Regions from separate parts of the Homo sapiens genome. Here all the other regions are linked to region 1. A link is a contact called in ENCODE Hi-C or POLR2A ChIA-PET data. All regions are on one chromosome and are shown on one strand. Each heading gives the region's core, a stretch centred on a gene start or an enhancer-like site at or near the end of the contact. The rest is flanking DNA. Distances are from core to core; before and after follow the strand shown. Region 1 holds the start of CHIC1 (cysteine rich hydrophobic domain 1). Region 2 holds the start of NEXMIF (neurite extension and migration factor). Region 3 holds the start of RPS4X (ribosomal protein S4 X-linked).

What was found. A loop is a pair of places that touch in the nucleus more often than their neighbours do. ChIA-PET counts read pairs that join two places held with the same protein, here RNA polymerase II (POLR2A). Pooled maps may share reads with other maps.
Region 2: a loop to region 1 is called in a pooled map, with 6 times the contacts of the local background. The contact joins the promoter of NEXMIF here to the promoter of CHIC1 in region 1. A Hi-C loop is called at or near these places in 5 of 50 pooled maps.
Region 3: a map of CD4-positive, alpha-beta T cell shows a loop between it and region 1 (5-fold over the local background). The contact joins the promoter of RPS4X here to the promoter of CHIC1 in region 1. A Hi-C loop is called at or near these places in 3 of 168 maps with a recorded cell type or tissue (CD4-positive, alpha-beta T cell, CD8-positive, alpha-beta T cell and naive thymus-derived CD4-positive, alpha-beta T cell) and 9 of 50 pooled maps. POLR2A ChIA-PET finds 5 or more read pairs at or near these places in 1 of 52 experiments (activated T-cell).

Annotation. Positions count from the first base shown.
Region 1 is chrX:73,561,685-73,564,721 of GRCh38, reverse strand. It overlaps CHIC1 (cysteine rich hydrophobic domain 1), which reads right to left and starts at 1,525. Exons shown (of 6, transcript NM_001039840.4): 1 at 1,142-1,525. The coding sequence starts at 1,437. It also overlaps the pseudogene MAP2K4P1. RefSeq lists a silencer at 1,546-1,605.
Region 2 is chrX:74,923,852-74,926,888 of GRCh38, reverse strand. NEXMIF (neurite extension and migration factor) reads left to right here and starts at 1,437. Exons shown (of 4, transcript NM_001008537.3): 1 at 1,437-2,006. RefSeq lists a silencer at 2,399-2,558.
Region 3 is chrX:72,275,824-72,278,860 of GRCh38, reverse strand. RPS4X (ribosomal protein S4 X-linked) reads left to right here and starts at 1,613. Exons shown (of 7, transcript NM_001007.5): 1 at 1,613-1,668; 2 at 2,627-2,704. The coding sequence starts at 1,666. RefSeq lists enhancers at 1,794-1,863, 2,034-2,113.

The DNA of each region.
Region 1 (3,037 bases), core at 276-2,775:
AATTGAAAGTCAAAGGGACTAGGTGAGCCATTATCAAAACCAGAGGCAGCATGACATAACAACAAAAGGCAACCTATTTTGAAAATGCAGTAAAAGATAGCATAGTTCAGAGGATGAACATGACACAGTACTCAAACTTCCAAATAGTTATGGTCCAAGCAAATAAAAATGAGGAAGCACTCTTTAAATCCCGGAGAATCATCAACATTTTTGCCTTGTAGCTGTTATGAAGTCCCTCCCCATTTTATTTTCTGAAATATTCAATTTTTCCTCAAGATTTCAATTTTTTAAAAAACCACCCTGGATAAATTTTAAAGAAATTATGCTCAGCTCCCAAAGTATTAATTTCCATATATATTTAATGCCTGTATATTTCATACTTGGGCATACAAAATCCCTTGGAGGTAAATTATCTCAGAACTGAAAAGCTTTAGAAACCATCTACTCCAAACCCTTCATTTTAGAGATGAAGAAATCAAGGCGCAGAAATGAGAAAAAGCAACCTGACCAAGGTCACAGGGCCAGTAAGAAGCAAAACCGGGACCAGCGTCTAAGAGCCCTGACTCAATCCATTTCTTTTTCTACTTTCCATAGCTGCCTCTCATCCTGAACCTCTAATCGAGTGATATATAAGGAAGGATTCGATAGGAAGAATGGATGGATGAATACGTGGGTGAATGAACATTCTATTATTATTCACAAAATATATCATGTTTCTGTTTTGAAGAATGCAAGCCTAGTTCTTGTCACATGTCACAGCAATTGCTGTTTCCCACAAAGTATCAATCTTGTCAGCAAAAAACCCTCTGGTACATCCTGCAGTTTAGAGACTGTTCACTTGCCAGCATACATACAAGAAAGGAGACTCACCCCTACTCCAATCGCTCTGGCTCCCAAACCCCTAACTTCCCTCTCCTATACTCACTCTTTACCTGGCATTGGTGCATCATATTTACATTCTCCTCACTTCCTTCACACGTATCCACCCATGGTTTCCCCATTTAGACCAGGTGTCCTTTCCTAAGTGTACGCCTCAGTCAATCAGTCAACCCTCCCCCACTCCACAGGCCCCTCGATCACTTCTCATTCCTCTGTTGCCAAATCTCAGGCATTTCAAGTCCCAAGACCCCCTCTCGCTTACACAGTGATGTGGCCGGCACCCCGCACTAATACAGGGTCGGGAGCATATCTCCGCAGATGCTCCTCGCTCACTACCCGAGGCGGGGGCGGCGCTTCCTCCTCCTCTTCCTCCTCCTCCTCTTCTTCCTCCTCCTCCTCTTCCTCCTCTTCCTCCTCATCCTCCTCGTCATCGTCGGGCCCAGATACCGACGACGACGACGACGGCGACGACGACGACGTTGCCGCTTCTTCTTCCTCCTCCTCCTCCAGTTCCGAGATGGTGTCGAACTCCGCCATGTTGGGCAGCAGGATGCTCATCACGTGACCTCGCGATCGCCGCCACGCTCCCGGAGAAGAGTTTGAACCTGCCGAGGTGCTGCAAGAGGAGGGGGAACGAAATGAAGAGAAAGAGGAGGGGTGTAGGGACAGGATTTGAGGAGACGCGCCTGCGTGTTGGGCAGACGGGGGGGTGGGGGGGCGGCTGCTGGAGGCGGGGGCACTAGAGAGGAGCAAAGTCAGTGTACGCTTGCGCAGCTCCAAGGGGAGGGGGCCGCTAGAGGTGAACTCCAAGGAGTTATCCAGGTCCGGTCTGCGGGTGCTCGCCTTAATACTGCTCTCTGAGCGTCAGCTACTTGTATTCGGGGTATCTTCTGATTTTATTGCTTATTAATTAATGCTGGGCATTATTAACCCAACTGCAGGCGGGTGAGAGAAAGCATATTGTATAAAAGTAAGGTTAGAACTTTGTCCAAAATATCTCAAGGTATATACCAATCCCTTACGTTTGTTCAGCATTACAGTTTAAAAGCCTTGCGTCATAACTTTGCCACAATCTTGGGAGGCAGGGTAAGCACTTTTATTAGCATTTTACTTAAGAGGAAACTTTTTACTACTTCTCCTATGTAATACTTAACGGAGGACTTATTAACTCAGGGACTGTGCTAAGTGCTCTGTATGTATATCTCATTTAATCCTCTGCAACCCTATGAGGTATGTATCATGATGATTTTATATTACAGATGGGAAATCTAGGTGCAGAGAAAATAAGTAATTTGTCCAGTGTCAGGGAGCTACTAAATGGGAGACCTGGTTTTAAATTTGGTGGTCTCTTCTGATTCCAGAAGCCCAGTACTCTTAACCAAAGGGCTGTACTGCCTGAAGTTGTTTGGAAAGATTTTGTAGAATGGTGCCTCTTGGGCTCTTCCTTAAAAGATGAATCAGAATATGCATGTTTGAATTTTGGAGTGTTTTTTGGGGGAGGGGGCGGATGGAGGGGGTGAAAGGAGCATTCCAACCTAAGGAAACCTTAATTAACATCATCCATTTTCCAGACACTGAGCTAGACCCTCACATACAATATTTCAGTTAACCCTTAATCCTGAGAGGTAAGTATCATTATATCTATTTTATTACATGACAAAAGTGGGTCTCAGAAGTTTAAGTAATTTATTCAAGTCTATGGTGACCTTTTGTTCAAAATTTTCCATTTTAAATGGTCTATCCTATCTTCTTTACACTCACTAAAATGTTGTGGGGATCACATATTTTGCGTATCTAAATAGTGTGCCAAACTGTTTCATACTTGGCAGCAGCACAAAAATCCATATCATTAAGACAGTAAAGTCACACAGCTGCTAAGTAACAGAACAAACACTGTAATCCAGGCATTCTAATACCAGCTTCACTGCTCTTTCTGCTACTCTACGGCTGCATCCCAATCAGATGGTGTGTCTCTGGGGAAACAGACATAGTCAAACTTTAATTTAGGATGAGCACGACATTATCAGTATAAACAAAGCATTTAATGTGTGTGAAGTAGGAAGAAATTAGTTCTGTAAGAGAAATGAATCAAACCATTATCATCAAGGAGTATGTGTTATTAAAATGAAAAGCCCATTTTTATTCAAAAGTTGGTTTA
Region 2 (3,037 bases), core at 188-2,687, 1.4 Mb before region 1:
AATAACAAGAGTGTTTCAAGCAAGTGGGATGACAGAAACAAAGGCACAGAGATGGGGAGTTGTAAAAGCCATACAGACAGTTTATTGTCCAGGAATGAAAGACCCATGGTAGAGCGCCTCAAACTTGGTAAAGTGACCCAGACCTTATTGTCAATGGGATATCTGGAACATTTATCTCCTGTACTTTGCCAGGGAAAAGAAAATATACCCCCGCCTCTGCACTGTTTCTGGGGAGGGATTGTGTGACAGGTGATGGTGAGAAGTTGCACACATCAGATCTCAAAGCCTGAGCCCTCGTAGCAAAATGACGCTGTAGCTGTGGCAGCAAAGAAATCTGAAATGAGGCCCTGCCTGACTGGAGAAGCTGTGCTTTGGCAATGATGTTGGAGCAAGTGCACACAAAGTAGCTACTTTTACCCCTTCTGTTCTAGTACCAACCTTTTCATCTCTTGCCTTGGCTCCTAGTGGTGACAAATCTCCCGAGGCTCAGGCCTCAACCTTGCACCCAGGACTCCAGAAGTACTAAATGGTCCCTCCTGAGTTGCTCTCCAATCGTTTTGCTGTTTCCTGTTGAGTTCCCAGGACGTCTGAAGGAAAATGACCACCTAAGAGATTTTTCAATGACAGCCATCAGGCAGATCTGTTTTCCTTCCTGGCCATATTCAGCTTCCCTTCTTTCCTTTATTCCCCAAACGTCACTCCCCAATTGTCTGCCTTCATCCAACCCTTCAAAAAGGACCCACCTTCCTGGGGGCCCAGGCCCTTAAGTTAAGAGTAGGTAAAGGTTGAATGGTTAGATGCTTGGTGGATGAAACCATTCAAATATTCTTCCCCAAACTTCAGAGTGCCCCTCTCCGCACACACAACTGCCCTAAAAGGCATGGGAGAGTGGTGTCCGGTTGCGTGTCTGCCAGGGGAAGAACGCACCACTGGCGTAGTGGACTGGAAGGGCAGCAGGAACGCGAGTGGGGGGCGGGGTGGGAATGGGGAAGGGGGGTGCGCGCCCTTTATGACAGGTGGCCGCGCAGTGCGCGCTCCCGGGCGCCCGAGGGGAGGGAAGGACAGACGGACAGAGTTGGGGGGGCACATAAGGAAGGGACCATAGAGAGGGTAAGGAGAGCGGGAGGGAAAGGGAGAGCTGTGGTGGGGAAGAAGGGTAGAGGGGGGAAGGCGTCCAGCAAGAACAGCCGTGTTGGAGGAAACAATGGCAGGGGCAACAGCGATGGTGGCAGCAGAGGCGGCCCCACTCTGGGCACCTTTCTGAATGGGCAGAGACAGCTCCGGGAGAAGAGGGGACCAGGCAGTGCCTGCAGAGGCTCTGAGAAAAGCGGCAGAGGGAGGAGAAGAGGGAGGAGGAAGAGAAGGAGGAGGAGGAGTAGGAGGAGGAGGAGGAAGGGGGAGGAGGGGGGACGAGGCAGGGGAAGAACCTGGGAAGGAAAACCAGTAGCATCAGCAGCAGCAGCAGCAGCCGCCGCCGCCACCACCGCCGCCACAGCAGTAGCATTAGCGGCAGTAGCAGCATTTAGCAATAGCTTTAACAGCTATAGCGACAGTAGCAGCCGCCCTCCTCTCTCCCTCTCGCGGACGGCCGCAGCCACCGCACAGAGCGGGCTCCAGGCGCCGAGCGCGCAGCCCGCTCGCTAGGTAGCTCCAGCCGGGGCGAGCGACAGTGTAAGCGAAGCACGGACCCTTGGAGCAGCCGGGCAGCCGCGGAGGCTCTGAGTTTCAGGGCCAGAGCCCGACAGCTCTGACTCCATCTAGCGCGGCGGCGGCGGAGCCTGAGGGAGCGAGCGAGGAGAGAGGCGCGTCCACCTGGCGGGCCCAGCGTATGGAGCTGAGGCAGAGGCGGCGGCGGCGGCGGCAGCAGTAGCAGCGGCGGTGGCGGCTAAGGCAGCTCGAACAGCTGCGGCGACGGCGACAGCCCAGCCTTGACTGCGACCGCGCTAGCTACAGCGCCTGCTGCCTGAGCCCGCCAGCGACGTGCGCCTCGGGAGTCGGCCTGTGAGGTGAGTAGGAGCGCTGCCATACAGCTTCCTGGCCTTCTCGCCGGCTCCCCGGCTGGCTCGGGGTGGCGGCCGCAGGGGGTGGAATGAACTGGGGTAAGTCGAGCTAGACGAGAAGGAAGGGAAAACGGAACGGAGGACGTCTGTATGCGAATGTGTGTGTCTGTGTATGAGGGAGCGAGGCCGCTAGGGCGAGAGATCCCGGCTCGCCCTGACAGGCACTGCAATCTAGGAAAGGCCTCTGTGCTTGCGCCGTAGGAAGGGGGTTGCGGGGGGAGGGGAAGCGAGCGGACCGGAGCCGCCGCGCTTACACGCACGCAGCTCGGCAGAGTGCCGCCTCCTTTCGGACTGGTGCAGGGTAGAGCCTGGCCAGGGAATGGGGCATGGGCATGGCACGCTTCGGCGAGAGCGGGAAAACCCACGCGGCGGCCGAGGCCGGGCGCTCGGACCAAAGCCGCAAAGGTGCGAAGCCGGGCGGCCGTGGCGACCACAGAGCGCCCCCAGGACACGCGCCACTCGGCCGAGGCTGCGGACAGGTTTAAGTTGGAGGCCAGACCGAGCCTCGCCCAGCTCATCTCCTTTGCGGAAATTGGCTTGTGGCCCCTTCGCGCTCTCGGTGGCGGTCGAATTGACGCTTTTCTGTGTGGCTTCTGGCGCTTCTCTCTGCCGCGCCCCGCAGCACACGTCGGCTCGCGTCTTGTACACCCTGTAGGGCGGGAAGGCCGTGAGCCGGCGCGGGGAGCGGAGTCCCGCTCCGGGAAAGTGTGGAAACCGCGCTGCTGAGTTGGCGCCGTTCCGCTGAGGAATTCAGCGATTTCAGCATGACTGCTTCTGTCTGTCTGATTCGTGAGGGACCGAATCACCCGCGCAAGGTTTTCTGTCTTTTTCGAAGTTAAAAAAAAATTGGCATCCCCATTTCGACAACAGCACTCTTGATTTTTATCAAGCTTCTGGTTGCATTTTGGAATAAGTGGGTCTCATATTTTGCTTCTGGATCTTGGCTCCCAGCATATTGTTGAATGCTGTGCACAGCA
Region 3 (3,037 bases), core at 364-2,863, 1.3 Mb after region 1:
AGGCCAGGTAACTAAATTTGTCCTTGCTACCTAATGTGCTGTGTGCCCTCACCAAGTTTGAACACAAGCCTCTGGGGCAAGAATGAGGGATTTACCCTGACTGAGGGGACCACGAGCCCACAGAACCAGAGGGACTTGAACTGTGCATTTCCAAGGCTGAGGTGTGGGATTAGGTGGTACCCAGGAAGGGGGTTTGGCTGTTTGTGGCAGTTCCAAGCTAAGGAATCGAGTCCACAAGCAGTCTTGAAAGAGCTGACTCTAGCCAGGCGCAGTGGCTCAGGCCTGTAATCCCAGCACTTTGGGAGGTCGAGGCGGGCGGATCGCTTGAGTCCAGGAGTTTGAGACCAGCCTAGGTAACATGGCGAAACCCCGTCTCTACAAAAAAATAAAACTACAAAAAATTAGTTGGGTGCAGTGGCGTGCGCCTGTTGTCCCAGCTACTCGTGGGGGCTGAAGTGAGAGGATCGCTTGAGCCCGGGCTGTCTGTCGAGGCTGCAGTGAGCCATGCACTACAGCCTGGGTGACAGAGTGAGACCCTGTCTCCCAAACAAACAAACAAAAAGAGCTGACTCCCTCGGAACAAACTAGCTTGGTGGGGCTTGAGCTTTGAAGTTTGGGATTGGGGAGAGAGAGCAATGGAGCCAGATAAAGTTCAGACCTGCTCCCTTACGGCAGGAAACAGAGGGCCAAGGGCAGTTTCGAAGCAGGATCAGATCTACATTTTAGTTAGATATAACCAGACGATTTCTAATATCCTCTCTCCTCCCTGAGTCTCTATAAGTGCCAAATGCGTTGTACAGGAAGCAAGGGGGAGGATGTCAGAGTTCAAGCAGAGAAGCAAGAGGGGGTTAAAAACGTTGTTGGCTCTTCCCAACTCAGTATGGGCTGCCTGGCTGGCTCAAGGGAACACAAAAAAGGGACAGACAAAATACGTTTAAGAAATAACATTAAATATTTATTAAAATGTATTCTATTGATTATATACAAGTTCTTTGTTTTGTTTTGTTTTGTTTTGTTTTTGAGACGGAGTCTCGCTCTGTCGCCCAGGCTGGAGTGCAGTGGCGCGATCTCGGCTCACTGCAAGCTCCACCTCCGGGGTTCACGCCATTCTCCTGCCTCAGCTTCCCGAGTAGCTGGGACTACAGGCGCCCGCCACTATGCCCGGCTAATTTTTTTGTATTTTTTTTTAGTATAGACGGGGTTTCACTGTGTTAGCCAGGATGGTCTCGATCTCCTGACCTCATGATCCGCCCGCCTCGGCCTCCCAAAGTGCTGGGATTACAGGCGTAGAATCATCTGTACGTGAGACTGGAAGTAAGCTCACTTTGAACTCTCCTTGAGGCCAGGGATGTTGTGTAGCTCATCTTTGTATTCCCAGCACCTAGCACAGAATAAGGCACACAAGAGGCGCTCAGCAAATATGGGAGGAGGAAGGGCGGAAAAAGGGGAGGGAGGAAATCGCCCTTAGGAGACACCCTCTTTCCGCGGCGGTTCCTCAACTCGGGACTTCTGACCTCCCACCAGCAGATGGCAAGAAAGAGTCCCGGCGCGCCAGCAAAGGGCTGAGCTGGGCGGAGCAGCTGAAAATCCGGCGCGCGCAGTCTCCAGCCCCAATTTCTACGCGCACCGGAAGACGGAGGTCCTCTTTCCTTGCCTAACGCAGCCATGGTAAGCCGTTTAGTTAGCGAGCTCTTAGGACGTATCCGCCTCCATCCTCCCCCGGCCGGGGCTGCCCGAGGTTTCGGGATTCCTACTGGGGATGGCCGGGCAGAGGCGAAGGGATCACGGCCTCCGTGGTAGGCCGGGACGGGCTCCAGGGCGAAGGGCGAACGCTGGCCTAGGGTTGGGGAGGCGCAGATCTGGTGCTGCTGTTGGGAAGGCCTCGGTTTCTGACCCGGCCATACGTCCTGATCCCGGGAGAAGCTGCTTTTCCTCCCGGGCCGGAGCCGCGGCTGGGCCAGGAGCTCAGACTGCGAGCCCGAGGTTGGTGGGCGCTGGGGGTGCCCGGCGGAGAAAGGTTTTCTTTGTCATTGCCTTTTTGGCACGGCCTGACTTTACCATACGTGGCCGGTAAGCATCTGGACACAGCATTAAAAAGGCTTCCTTACTCTTTTTAAAGTAAAATTGGTGTCAGCTTTTGGCTTTAGTGTACGAAGGAGCAGCACATGTGTTTGTGCGGATGTCAGAATCTTGTTCCATACGTGTCAAAAACAGACGGTAATAAATTGTGAAAACTTTAGAAACACAGGTAGACTCCTGGCTCATTTCTGTTGCTGTGCGTTTCACTAGTATGGTGTTCTTGAAAGACCCTAACCTCTAAGCAGATACAGTTTCAAACAGTAACATGGAAACACTTTAGCAAGGTTCTGAAAGATAGTAATCAGTAAACGTTCTGAAACATAGTAACCAAGAATATTCTCTGTTACAATAAGAAGGCTTGTTGCAGCTTATGGATCTCACGGTGTTTGTTAAATAACTGTGTTTGTTTCTGTTTTATCGGAACACTATACTTTAATATTGTCCACATTTTGCTGAAGATGAAACTAAACTAAGAGTTTAGTTTCACACTAGGTTTTATAAGCTGTTCTGAAACCTGATTAACAGCATTGCAATCTAAAACTTTCAGGCTCGTGGTCCCAAGAAGCATCTGAAGCGGGTGGCAGCTCCAAAGCATTGGATGCTGGATAAATTGACCGGTGTGTTTGTAAGTATCTTATATAAATATTTCCGTGGCCACTGTTTTTAAGTGTCTCCCAGGACTCATTTGGGGACCAGGCTAGGGGAGGAATATCTATTCTTGGCTTCCTCTGCCCTTGAAGGAGCTATACTATCTAGCTGTCCTCCACTTCCAATCGATTTAATATTTTTGTGCCTCATTTATTCCACATACCACATAGTACATTTACATGGACTCAGGATTCATGTTCTTAATGATCCTGGTCCTCTGACAGGGAAGATGCTATAAAACTTTAAGGTATGAAATAGTTTTGGATGCTTTTTACACCTCCTGTGTAAAAGTCCAAGTTGGGTGTAATAT